3 separate regions of the Homo sapiens genome follow, and regions 1 and 2 are each linked to region 3. The links are chromatin loops, found by intact Hi-C in ENCODE. Cell type or tissue: gastrocnemius medialis. All regions are shown on one strand. Links, peaks and the distances in the headings refer to the core of each region. The heading gives the core; the rest is flanking DNA. Region 1 has its middle 230 kb from the start of LINC01624. Region 2 has its middle 220 kb from the start of LINC01624. Region 3 overlaps LINC01624 (long intergenic non-protein coding RNA 1624).

The links. Hi-C counts contacts between places; a loop is a spot of excess contacts. Peaks named below come from ENCODE experiments on the same cell type or tissue, not always from the same donor. Only the 100,000 strongest peaks of a DNase experiment are listed, where the experiment ranks them.
Region 1: it touches region 3 in a loop (9-fold over the local background); 18 of 110 quality-filtered maps call a loop at or near these places.
Region 2: it touches region 3 in a loop (11-fold over the local background); 18 of 110 quality-filtered maps call a loop at or near these places.

Annotation. Positions count from the first base shown.
Region 1 is chr6:170,041,068-170,045,385 of GRCh38, forward strand. No RefSeq gene overlaps it. Among named protein-coding and RNA genes, the nearest start is that of LINC01624, 230 kb to the right of the region's middle. In gastrocnemius medialis, for the core only: a CTCF peak has its summit at 2,429; DNase peaks (open chromatin) are centred at 2,584 and 3,244; H3K27ac peaks cover 2,384 bases.
Region 2 is chr6:170,047,755-170,052,072 of GRCh38, forward strand. No RefSeq gene overlaps it. Among named protein-coding and RNA genes, the nearest start is that of LINC01624, 220 kb to the right of the region's middle. In gastrocnemius medialis, for the core only: no CTCF peak of the experiment used is centred there; DNase peaks (open chromatin) are centred at 1,127 and 2,107; H3K27ac peaks cover 1,457 bases.
Region 3 is chr6:170,277,941-170,282,258 of GRCh38, forward strand. It overlaps LINC01624 (long intergenic non-protein coding RNA 1624), which reads left to right. Exons shown (of 2, transcript NR_104177.1): 2 at 1,269-1,529. DLL1 (delta like canonical Notch ligand 1) reads right to left here. Exons shown (of 11, transcript NM_005618.4): 11 at 4,266-4,318. Among named protein-coding and RNA genes, the nearest start is that of LINC01624, 7.6 kb to the left of the region's middle. RefSeq lists an enhancer at 4,204-4,318. In gastrocnemius medialis, for the core only: a CTCF peak has its summit at 2,606; DNase peaks (open chromatin) are centred at 2,191 and 2,531; H3K4me3 peaks cover 1,325 bases; H3K27ac peaks cover 1,672 bases.

The DNA.
Region 1 (4,318 bases), core at 1,229-3,728, 240 kb before region 3:
CCAATGTACTTCTCAAATGTCTTGGATTGGTGTCTTATGGCTCCCTAAAGTGTATAAATCCAAGCTGTCCCCCGACCACCTTGGCACATGTTCTCAGGACCTCCAGAGGGCTGTGTCACAGGCCATGGTCACTCATATCTGGCTCAGAATAAATCTCTTCAAATATTTTCTAGCGTTTGACTCTTTTTGTGCACAATAGCAAAGGCTACAAGTTTCTTTCTTTGCTCTGATTAATCAGCCCAGAGCCTCCTCTCTTGCCACCAGTGAAATTTAAAATGAACGAAGGTGTTTTACTGATGGGGTCTGTGCAGACCCAGTAGGCAGGGGGGTCCACTTTCCTGCTAGCTGTCCCTAGCGTCGTTGGCCAGGTGCAGAGGGGTCTGTCATTCTCCTACCAAAAATTTCACCCGTGCATGTGGGGCCTTTTGTAACACAGGATCTCAGGTCCCACTGCAGGTACAGGAATCAAAACCATCATTCCAGCCAGGCTCAAGGTAAATCCTGTGCCCAGGAAGGTGTGAGAAGCATTTCTCTGCGCCAGGAGCCCTCAAACTTTTCCTGTAACAGCCCAGAAAGTGAATACTTCAGGCCTTGCCGGCCACACTACTCCACTCTGCCACTGTGACATGAAAACCACCCGGGACAGTTTGTGATCAGAAGAGCAGGGCTATATTCTAATAAACTTTACTTGATTTGGCTCAGTTCAGCCCAGTTTGCCATAGGTGGGCAGCATCTTGGCTGGCAAGATGATAACGAAGCACCCCAGCTCTGAGCCACCCACATCTCACGTCAAATGGTAAGCCCCAGTGTTGCAGGTGGGGTCTGGTGGGAGGTGATTGGATTATTGGGCGGATTTCTCTCCTGTGCTGCTCTCGTGATGGTGAATGAGGGCTTGTGAGATTTAATTGTTTATAAAAGTGTGTGGCACCTCCACCACCCCTACCCCATCATCTCTAATCCTCCTCCTCTGGGCATGTGAGACATGCCTGCTTCCCCGTTGCCTTCTGCCTTCTGCCATGCCTGTAAGTTTCCTGAGACCTCCCCGGCCATGTTTCCTGTACAGCCTGCAGAACCATGAGCCAACGAAATCCCTTCTCTTTATAAATTACCCAGCCTCTAGACATTTATAAAGAGTGCAAGAACAGATTAATACACTTACAGACTTGTGGCAGGACAGGTGTGACCCTGGGCCAGTTTTCAGCCCCTGCTCAAGGTCAGTTACTGTCTGGAAACAGCCCCGTTTCCCTTGCAGATTCAGAAGGGAAAGGTCATGTTTCTAAACATGGAATAGGACATGGCGATTGTTGAGTCACACTGGAGAATTTGATTTGAATATAATTGGTTCACAAAACACTAGAAGCTAATGGATGCAAGAGTGTGGCCATAGTAATGATTTCAGGATGTCTTCCCAACAGCCCCGAGTGACAGATGTGTTATCATTTCCTTTTTATTCAGACAAGAACATTGAGGCTTGAAAAAGGTAAATTACTTACTCAAATTCCATGTTTAATAAGTAGGACTGGGATTTAAACCTAAGAGCTAACAGCAAAGCATTTTAGACCGTAAAGTATAAGAATAAGCGTGAATGCGATTCTCAGCCCAGTGTAAGACCAGGTATCGCCGGATGAGAGACGGCCACTCCTGGGAACAGTGGTGAAGCTGAAAGAGCCAGTCCTTCAAGGTGGATCCTGAGTGGCTAAAATAGAGCCCAGCGGCCGTTTGCTGTCTATAGGTCATACAAACACAGAGTCCCCCCAAAACCGCACCCTTGCACCTGGGATACTTTCTGGGCTCACCTGAACCAACCAATCAGAGCTCACCTGATCCAACCAATCAGAGCTCACCCAATCCAACCAATCGGAGCTCACTGGCTTTGGCCAAATCAAGACCCGACTGTTATCAACTAATCAGAACTCAGCTGCCTTGACCAATCAGAACTAAGCAAGTTTGAATCCTTCATTTGGATACACAGACCTGACTGAGACCTGGGTGGGAGCTTTTGCTATAAAACCGGAACGTTCCCTTTGTTCTCCAGGTACATTTGTTTACACCAAAGGCTGCATCTTCCCGGTTTGCAAACTGTGCACTGGAGTCTCCTTCTTCCAAACTCCTTTTCAGAGGATGTGTTTACTCTGTATTTATAACTTCAGGAGCGCAATCGCAGCCACGGTTTCTCTTGTTAGTGCTACATTACTTTGATTTTATAATCAGCCAAAATATTGTGATAAAAAAATCCCCTTTTCATAATCTGCGAATTTTAGACGTCACGTGGTATGACTCAAAGTCATACCCATTTCTTCCCAAGAAGAAAATTTACTCAAAATCCATAAAAGATTTGGCTCGGTTCGGCTCAGTTGGCCACAGGCAGGTAGCCTGTTGGCTGGAGGAACAGAAACGAACGACCCCCACTCTGAGCCGGCCTCAGAGACTTGTGGTCTAGCCGAATGCTCCCTGTAGAGGGAGATGGCTGTTTGTGTGTCCTTGGTGCAGGGATGGCAGAACAATCTGACGTCCGTTATTAACACATTTGTCATATCAGCCACCTCTTTAAACGGGTGTCCCAGAGTAACAAGATCCAGAAAAATGCCAGCAGTCTAGTTGGAACACAGGGTCCCACTGGCTGAGATACTGGCTGTCCTCAAGTGAGGACAGGCGCTATCAGGGACTGCAGCCACAGCATCCACATGTCAGGAATCAAAGGCCACCGTTTTCTCCGGCGTTTACATTCAGGCACGGTCCCCCTCGCCCCAGATCACATCTTCAGAGTCTCAACAGCCCAGCCACTGAAGAATTGCTGCAGCCCTGCATAACCTCATACCTGTCTGGTACGGATCCACTAGACTAAAGGCTGAGGTGGAAGAGGCTTTTGTGTCCCTCGGTGCAGGACAGACTTGTCCCTGCAGAGAAGTATTTACAATGAGGGCAGAGCTGGGGTGTGAAGGACCCTCCACACGGGGCTGCTCCCTTCTCCCTGCAACGCCACACAGGAGGCGGTCTCCACAGTGCCTCATCCCAAATGGCAGTGTCTAAGTTTGAACACTGTGTGGCCCTAACAGCACTGCCTGCGTCAGTGGCTGAACAGTCAGTTTTGAGGCAGGTGGGCCGTCTTTCACACAGGTAAGAATAGATGGGGAGACAGCATTGATGTGGCCCAGACCTATGACCTGTGAGAGAGCCTGGATCTCCACTGGCCAGTTACCCAAAGGAGGTACAAGTGAATGTGCCCACCAGGGGCTGTGACACATCAGGTGTAAAGTTGTTATCACTATGCCTGGCATGTAACAGGCTCAGAAAACACTGACCATTATTTTGCAAGAAAACAAGTAGCTCAAAATAGCCACAGTGATGATGAATTGGCAGCACTGCCTTCATTTCAGGATAAGGAAGCCGCCTGGAGGTGCACACCCAGACTGTACTGGGAAAGGAGGGTCCCTGAGCTCGGATCTGCACACCACTAACCAGCCCTTTGTGCAGGAGCCCTTGAGCTGTGGCCCTGGCTCACACCAGGTAAGAGAAAATATCTGTGGTCCTAACTAAACACAGCCAAACTTGGATGCCAGAGCCTACTGCCAGATGCATGTCCCCAGCTGAAAGGTGGCCACTGTGGCTAAGTGAGAGGGCTGGTTCACATTCCACAGAGCCTGTGCTCACAGTACCTGCATCCATGAAGCTGTGTCCACGGATCCCCATGTTTCAGGGACCTATGCTCCAGGGAGCCGGCAAATTGGAGACCCACGTTCCACAGAGCCTGTGCTCACGGCACCTGCATCCATGAAGCTGTGTCCACGGATCCTCACGTTTCAGGGACCTGGGCTTCAGGGAGCCAGCAAATGGGAGGCCCACATTCCACAGAGCCTGTGTTCATGGCACCTGCATCCACGAAGCTGTGTCCACGGAGCCCCATGTTTCAGGGACCTGTGCTCCAGGGAGCCTGCACATGGGAGGCCTATGTTCCACAGAGCCTGTGTTCACAGCACCTGCATCCATGAAGCTGTGTCCACGGAGCCCCAAGTTCCAGGACCTGTGCTCCAGGGAACCTACACATGGGAGACCCCCGTTCCACAGAGCCCACATTCCCTCTCTCCTCCATCACTTCTTCCTGGTCCTCGAAGCGTTTCTTTCAGGTCTGCCTGGTACTGCGGCTGCTTCTGAGGACTTTGGACCTGTGGGCTTCTCTGTCTCAGTGGGACCTTTGTCATCCCTGCTGGTCTAGTGGGAAAGCACCCTGAGCACGGCTGGCAAGCCAGCAAAATGAAGAAATGTGTGTGGTGCTGTCTGGCCAACTCCAGACTCCCAGCACTGCAAAGTCAGGAACTCG
Region 2 (4,318 bases), core at 1,124-3,623, 230 kb before region 3:
CGAAGCAGATGGAGAGGCCCGCCCACGTCTTTGCTAACCATGGGAATATTTTTCCTAAAGGAAAAGCTTTGCCAGTTTGGTAGCTGCTGTGATTTGAATGATGACGGCCCTTCTGAAATTCAGGTTGAAACTTAATCTCCAAAGCAACAATATTAAAAGGTGTGGCTTTGGGAGGCCCCACCCTCATGACTGGGATCAGTGCCCTCACAGAAGGACTGGAGGTTGAAGGGAGCGTGTAACTGAGCACCTAGCAAGAAGGCCCTCACCAGACACCAGTGCCGCCACCTTGGACTTCCCCATCTCCAGAACACTAGGAAATAGCTTCTGGTTCTTTATAAATTACCCAGGCTCAGATATTTTGTTATAGCAGCAGGAACAGACTAAGACAGTAGATAAGAACTGTCCTTTCCGCTCTAACATTCCGGCCATCTTTGAGAACAGGCTCTGCGTGTCCTGCCCAAGGACAGGCATGATTTCAATCCTTTCCCAAAGAAACTGCCAGCAATGTGACCCGTAAGGCAGTAAGTTTATGCAATTAAAATTTTGACCTGATTTCTTCATTAACAGTCTGAGTTTGGCTGGGCTGTAAAGCTGAGCAAAGGTTTAAGACAGAGCTCGGGCTTCTGGTCTTTCTCTTACAGGTGTACATTTAATACCAGGGCTCTGCCAGGGCTTCTAGAAAGAGCCTAGGGTGAGGAGGAAGCTCAGGGAGCTTGTGCTCCCAGAAGAGCTGCATCACAGAAGTGGAGATGGGGGCCGCACATTGGCCATGAGTACCCACGGATTGCAGTAGCCCCACTGAGGCCCCTTAAGGTGATAAAGACGAATTACAACCAAAGACTCTGGGGACTGGTCCCGGTGGTGGACCTTCGGTGTCCTCGGGGAGCACGGTGGGGGCAGGTCCTGGGGGCCAGTGTGGGCTCTCTGTGCTCACACTTGGGAAGGAGCAGAGCAGGCCCTGAGACACTGCCACAGCCTCCCTCCTCCTTCCAAAAAGAGGAAGAGACTGTGATGTTCCAGCTCTGCCCGTGTGACTCAACCAGGGCTGCGGCCGACTGCGTGACCACCAGGAAGAGGCTGTTTACATCTTCGGGAATCCCACATCTGGCCAGGCTCAGCTCAGGGTGGAGGGTCCCCTGAGCACTGGGGATGACTGGAAGCCTGCAGTCCCAAGCTAGGTGGCCTGGCCCGGAGCTCCTGAGATTTGGGCATCAGAGTGGCCGAGTTGCTCAAACAGGTTCCTGTACATCTGTGAGTCTCCGTTTTCTTCTCTGTGAAATGGGGACAATAAAACCACCTACTTTATTGAGTCATCGCAAGCTGGAAGAGGGTGATGTGTGTAAAGAGATTAACCCAGTATCTAGTACCTCTAAAGTGCTTAACAAATGACACCTATCACAGTGATTTTAACTGGCTTATTTCTCCATAAAATGAACGCGGAATCCGTCCATGGCCTCGTTCTCAGAATGCAATTTCATCCCCACCAAACTGAAAACTCTTCAACAGCAGCAGCGCCTCCCTCCACACCATGTTCCTCCTCCTTGATTTCTAGACCCAGATGCAGGTTGAGGTGGGCAATGGGGTCGCGCTTATCCTCACTCCTCGTCATCACCAGAGAGGTGGTGACCTTCCGGGGACCCCCATAGACAGGCTTGGTCTGGCTCTGCTTCCCAGGAATTCCCTCAGTGGTTTTGTGTTTCTTTCTTTCTTTCTTTCTTTTGACTCATTCTTTCCCGTCAGTGGGGCTCGGTGTTTGCTGGATGAGAGCGTGTTCTGTCGGCAGGTGGCATCCAGTTCTACGGGGTCCTCTGTGGATGCTAGGGTGCCCGGGAACCAGCAGTTCCACGTTGCATTTTCCTGGATGTCCGAGCAGAGCACCCGGGTCAGGCGAGTTCCCAGAAGCTCCTTGCCTTCTCTTCCCTGCATCAGGAAGGCTGGGGAGGGCGGCTCTGGATCCTGAGGGGAAGCCACTCGGATCTCCTGCAGCTGCTCAAGACCACGGCACTGTGACTGTGCTTGCCCATCTGGAAAGCCTCAGGCGTGCAGGAGCTTGGCTGGGCTCCACATTTGGACACAGAACCTGCTCCATCTGAGCTCGTGGCTCTTGGTCAGCCCAGGCTCAGGGAGCCTCTCGACGGGGTGGAATTTTGGGTTTCACCCACTTGGCTGATGCTTCCTGCCCTGTGTAATTGAATCAATCCTTTACGTAAATGCTGTTTCGTAACTGCCCGGGCTTTTCAGGGCCTCTGGGCCCTGGCTGAAAACCTAACTCAGCTCCTGCCTGGGAGGCTTTGCGCGGCAGGCCTGGCTGGTGGGAGGGTTTGGTGCCAGAGGCATCCGTCGGGTGAGGAGCAGGACCTCCCACGGTGAACATGGTGGCCACGTCCCCGCAGAGCCCAGCCTACTGAGCTGTCCAGTGAACCCTTGTGCACTTAAGCTAAAACACGCAGCCGTGCCCCCAGGAGGCCGCTTAACACAGAGCAATAGCCGGGTCCTCGACGATCCAGCTGCAGAGACATCACCAATCCCAGTCTCCCTGGTTCCCGCGTCAGCCTCGCCCTGCCCTGGGCCACGGCTGCACAGCACGTGCCTCCTCACCAACACCACGCGTCACACTCTGCAAGCCCCCGGCCCCTCCACGTGCGAAAGGGGGCTGCTCCTCAGGGTTCTTTGGGCTGTAAGGGTCCCGCCGTCCCCCAGTTTTTGTTGGACATCTGTGAAGCCCAGCCTTTCCAAGCAGATGCTGTCCCTCCGCTCCAGCCAGTTCCTCCAGATGAGGCCAATGTGTTCCCAAGCATGTCGGGTCACATTTCCTGTGTGTTTTGGTCCTGCAAGCAGGACTCTCATGAAAATGGCAGAAAGGTCGTCAAACAGCTCCCCTCTTCGCCGCGGCCGTCACAGATGGAGCTGGAGGCACACGCATGTGTATGGCACAAATGGCCACATTTGGTTCTGAGAAGCCATCGCAGAAACTCAAGGGCTGAGGAAGCCAGGCCCTGGCATTAGATCTGATGCATGAGGGAGAGGCTCAGCAAAGCAGAGGATGAGTCCCGAGGCCTCGTTTCCTCCAGAAAACCCATCCCTCCTGCCTGCACCCTCCAGGCTGCTGAACACACCTGCCCATGACCGCCTGCCCCGGCACTGCCTCGCCGCCCCTCCTCAAGTCTCTCCTTCCTGAGGCATAATTTCTGCTTTAGCACAGGGTGGCCCATGGGGCCCTGCTGGAGTCTATGTCCGGGAGGGAGCAGACCTCATGTCCGTTTCCCACACACCCTGCAAGCACCCATCAAGGCATCCAGCTGTAACCTGGTACCGAATAAATGCTCGACTCCTTCAGAATCCATGTTTACTAGGGGGTTAGGTATAAAATAATCGCAGGTAATAATCTCATAGAGTCAAAACTGCCCTTGAGAATTCCTTAAGAGCCACCAATCACAGCCTCAAGTTGCATCTCAACCATCACAGGAGGCAGTGACCCCCAGGCGGGACCAGAGGCCTTCTCCCAGGAACATGGTCAGCAGAAGACACTGCCTCCAAACTTCAAATTCAGGCCCAACACAGGAACACACAGCAGAGGCGCAGCTGAACTGCATGGATGGTGCGACTGTGGCCACGCTCCCAGAGCAACACACGGACCCTCCAGGGAGACAGGAGCAGGTACTAGGAGCTCAGAGGGCAGTGCTACAGCCACAGAGGGTGTCACCAAGAATTAGCAGCGAGAGACCATCACTCTGTAGGCCAAGCCTGCGCTGATGCAGGCCGGGGTTTCTCCGCGTTGGCACAGTGGACGCTCTGGGCTGGATAACCCTTCATTTCAGGGGGTCTTGAGCACAGCATGTGTTCCACGCATCCCTGGCCTCTGCCCACCAGATGCCAACAGCATGTCCACTGTCACGATCGAGTCTCCAGATGGGGCCCGATGTGTCAGGGTGGGGGGCGCCCACTGAGGCTTCTGCTTGGCCTTGGGCACCGTGAGGCCCTTTCACTGGGTTGACGGGAGCACTGACCATTCCAGCCCTGCCTGGGTCCCCACTGGCTCTGCTGACCCCTGGAGCTTCTTCCTCAACCCTGAGCTATTTCCTCAGTTTGCACCCAGCCTGGGGACCCACCTCGGACCCCTGGACCCGCCCTTGGAGCTCGCCATTCTTGACAATGAAAATTTAGCCTCTGTCCTCTCCGAACTGTGACCTCTGTCCCCCAAATGGGTCGAACCCCTTCCTGCACTGTGACCTCCGGGCGGGAAGTCAACAGCTTGTCCCCTCCTGGCTGGAACCTCCCTGAGGGCCCCTGCCCTGTGCTGCCTGCTGCCCAGAAGCCG
Region 3 (4,318 bases), core at 1,053-3,552:
TAACTGTTGCTTTTTCATTTTAACTAAAACTCTCAAATTTAGAGTGTTTTTCCCTTTTCAATACACCTTTTTAATATTGCTTTTTTTTTTTTTTTTAAGATGAAGTCTTGCTCTGTCCCCCAGGCTGGAGTGCAGTGGCGCAATCACAGCTCACTGAAGCCTCGGCCTCCTGGGCTCAAGCCGTCCTCCTGCCTCAGCCTCCTGAGTAGTTGGGACCACAGGTGCCACCAGCACACTCAGCTAATTCTTTTAAAATTTTTTTGTAGAGACAAGATCTAACTCTGTTGCTTATTGCATTTTTTTATTTCAAATGTTTATACCAAATTTTTTTCTAAGCTTCTAAGAAAGAGCTGAAATTCACAAAATCCAATTCATACTAATTCTAGAAGAAACAATACTTGCCCTTCTGCAGGTGAGCAATTCCTATTGTAAGCGTCTGACACCAGACGCCCTTCCCCCCTTCTTCCTTCCTTCCTCTCTCCCCCCACAGGTCAGGGTGGGACAGCGCAAGAGAGAAAGTTGGAGACACCACGAATCCCGTCACAAACACTCTTAGGCCACTTCCATAAAAGTGTAAGAGGTTCTAGGCATCAGGCTAAAGTACTGCTGTTGAGGTCCATAATGTCTACACCAGGGTGCCACTTGGGGGTTTGGCAAGGCAGGCTGAGGAGCAGGAAGTAGCAGATTCTGATCCTGTCTCTGAAAAGTGATTTTATTTGTTGAATATCCCAGCACTGAGCTGTGAATTAAGATTCACTAAAGGAATCAAGGTTCTTGTAAAATATCCAGGACCACAAAGCAGAGATATTTTTCCTTATGGTTCAATAATTTTAAAGTTCAAATTAACTTAAAACAGTAACATGCTTTTCGTGAATGGTGCTTTGACCATGGGTTTAGACACCGAGGAAGCAGAGGAAGTTGGTGCACAGGAAACAGCCTGGGAGGCCCTTGGCAGCTGAGGCACACGTCTGCACCTCTTGCCATGGAAGGTTGGCTTGTCTTCTAAAAATCGTATCCGAGGAAGATTCTACCACTTCCTCGATAAACCACTGACAGCCTTGAAGTTTTCTTCATGCCTCGATCCAACGAGAATGCCCTGTCCTGCAATTTTAGATGATTTCCTCTTACACTGACCTTATTTTCTTTGAGAACGTAATTAATGACATGAGTCTTGTCATTTTTCTTTTCTGTGCTTTAAAAAAAACAAAAGGTTCTGATGCTCATGTTGCAATACATTTTAAAATGCTGCTTCATTCTGCCTTCCTCAGGTACCTCACTCCGGATTCTATTAAAATCGTAATCTCTAGAAGATGGATTCAGCAAATGCCAGGCGTGGAGCCATGAATGTTTCCATAAGAAACAAGAAAAATAGAAAGAATGTGTGTTAGCCAGACGACACCTTGATGGCACCCCTGCCACCTCCCCAGCCCTCCTCAGTGGCAAAGTGATTTAGCTCAGTTGGGCTTCTCCAAAATGGAAATAGTCACTTGTTTGAGCAAATAAATGTAATGAAAGTTGTTCCGGAAAAATTCTAGTACTCTGCACTAATACATATCATCTTAAAAACTTATCTCTGAATTGTTTCCAAATGACAAATGTGTAAAGTTTCTAAGTACTTTTTGTTTCCTTATCCTTGTAGTGGAAGATACTACATTCAACACAGACGTACTGTGTGCCTCCTGCGTGTGAGGCCTGGTGCTCATGGCGCGTGTCCTTGCATGCAAAATTCTACTCTTCATCTTGACGTTTCTAGACATTCAGCTGTTCCTCAGGAAACGATTTACCTTCCCTCTGCCTTTTCTGTAAAATGCATGGACTGAGGAATTACTAATGCATAACACTTTGTTTGCTGGATACCAAGTAGACGCACTCTTACCATATACAGGGCTGTATCTAGGCAGCCAGTTATTAGAATAAAAACAGAATACTATGTTCATCCGCTCAGATAATCCCTGTGTTTGGCTTCATGTTATGGTTCGAAACTCCTAGTGACATTGGTAAGAGTGAACACGAGAATGAAGCTTCTTTCATGATGAAATGTCCTGAGTGTGTGTCTGTGTGTTCTCAAATTATAGCTCACATGGATAGAGAACGTTTTCTTGCTTCAGCCTCAAGTGGGGATTGGGTTGCAGTGGTGAACCAGGGCCAACACAGCCCGCCCTCTTTGAGGTTGCAGTCTCCTGGGACACACGCCCACTAAACAAACAGCTACACGAATTAATCATGCCACAGGGCAAACTGCAAGAGCACCATCACGTGCGGCAGGTAACCCAGGCGGGTCATTTTCGTGGCGGAAGAAGGTCACACTGGAAGTCACCAGACAGATGGAAGATCCCACTCAAAGTCGCAGAGTGGGGGCGGATGGAGAACCAGGCTGCCAGGGCGCTGGCTGGAGCCGAGCGGTAACAGACCCGTGGGAGAATAACGAAACGAGGCTCCAAGACAGGCGGGAGCCGGATGGTGCATGACCTGAGAGGCCAAGTCAAGGATTTTGAACTCCACGCTAAGAGCAGCCGGAAGCCGTTCGCTGGCGCCAGCTGAGCACATGCGCAGAACCGTGCCCTGAAAGGCACCGTCCCCTGCAGACGGGAGGAGGTGCTCCCAGCACTGCTGCAGACGCTGCCGTTTCCCTTTCAAGGACTCAGCAGAGTGGGCAATCACCTAGGCGCGCCACCAGCGAGCCTGAGACTCTGCTACCAGCGTCCTTGACCGGACTCCCGCTCTCCACCCAGTTTAATTGGCTTGCTTTTGGCCTTGTAAGATTTCTCATCTGCGATGTGCGTATGCAACCACAGCAAGCCTCCCTCAGATGCATTCTGCTGTGGGTCACGTCACAGACACGGCGGTCCATACACACCCGGAAACTGTCGTGTTTGCGTGTGCGTGTATTCACTGTATGGTCCGGCTTAATGCTTTTGCTTATGGGAAGTTTCAAACGTGTACGAAAGAGGAAAGAACACGGAAGTGAGCGCCCCCATGGGCCACTCCCAGCTGCAGCGACCCCCAGCAGTGCTCGTGGGACTCCCCGTGCCACCGTGCCCGCGGCGGGGGGCTCCGAATCAGTCCCAGGCCTCGTATTGTTTCATCCATAAATATTTCAGAATTTTCTCTAAAAGATAAGGTCTCTTTTTAAACTGAACAGTAATAACACATCACATCTAAACTATTTAGCAGGTGCACTTTAAAATCATGTGGATATCCCAGTCAGCGCTTACATGTCTCCAGTGGGTTCATAAAATTTTTAAACTGTTTGAAACAGGAACCAGATCCAGACGCTGCGATGGATTGATATGTCCGTGTCTCTTTGTATCTATGGGTTCCCCCTCACCATTTTCTTGTTTTTTCCTTGCAATTTATTTGGCTACAGAGTTCCCTGGATTCGGCTGCGCAGATGCGTGGGGCGTCGAGGAAGGAGTTTTCAGTCCCGTGTTTCCGTAACTGGTAATGAGACTGAGAGCTGTCATCGGATTCAAGCTCAATGTTCTTAGCAAAACACTTCTCCTCTTTGCTGGTGTTGCTGGCCTGGCATTTAACGTGCCCTTAATGCAAGGAGGAAATGCAAGCGGAGTCGGGTCTGAGGGGAGTGAGCGCCAGTGCCTCCGCGCAGCTCCTGCTACATCGGTCGCCCTCTTTCCATCCTGGGAACCGCTCAGCGCTTTGAGGTACGCGCAAGTTAAAAATGCAATCACTACCATAAGGAACCCGGGCTTAGCGGGGGGCAAAGCGGCAAATGAGGGGTCAGCCCACAGGGAGCCCGTGCGGTCCTGCTGAGCCAGCAGGCGGGACGCGCTTAGAGACGGGGCTGCCCACCGACGGGAAGCGGAGGAGCAGCTTCCGTGACTCCCACGCCCCGTCTGGGGCCATGTTGGCGTCAAACGGCGACAAAATCATGACAGCTGTGACCCACTGGGTACAAAATAACTCACAAGTCTACACTGACATGAATGAATGAATGAATGAATGAATGAATGAATGAATGAGGAACGCTCATTCTTTCTGCGGAAAGAACTAATAAATGCATGGGGGGATGGAATTAGAAAATCGCGGCTGCTTCATGCGCGTGCCTGCTCTTACCAAGTCACCTCATGATGGCCAGCAAGCAGCTTCCTGAGGGAGGAGAGGAACGGGCTGCTTCTCATGGATCCAGGGAAACCAAAGCCTTGAAAAGAGAAACACCAAGGCCACCTCTGCCCTCAGCCTCGCGGGCCGCAGGTGAGTGAGCACACCTCCGCTCTAAGGCAAAGCCAAGTAACTACGCCTTCTGGTTGTCATTCATAAAATTTATTTTGGAAAAATATTTTAAAAAGGAATTTCTTCA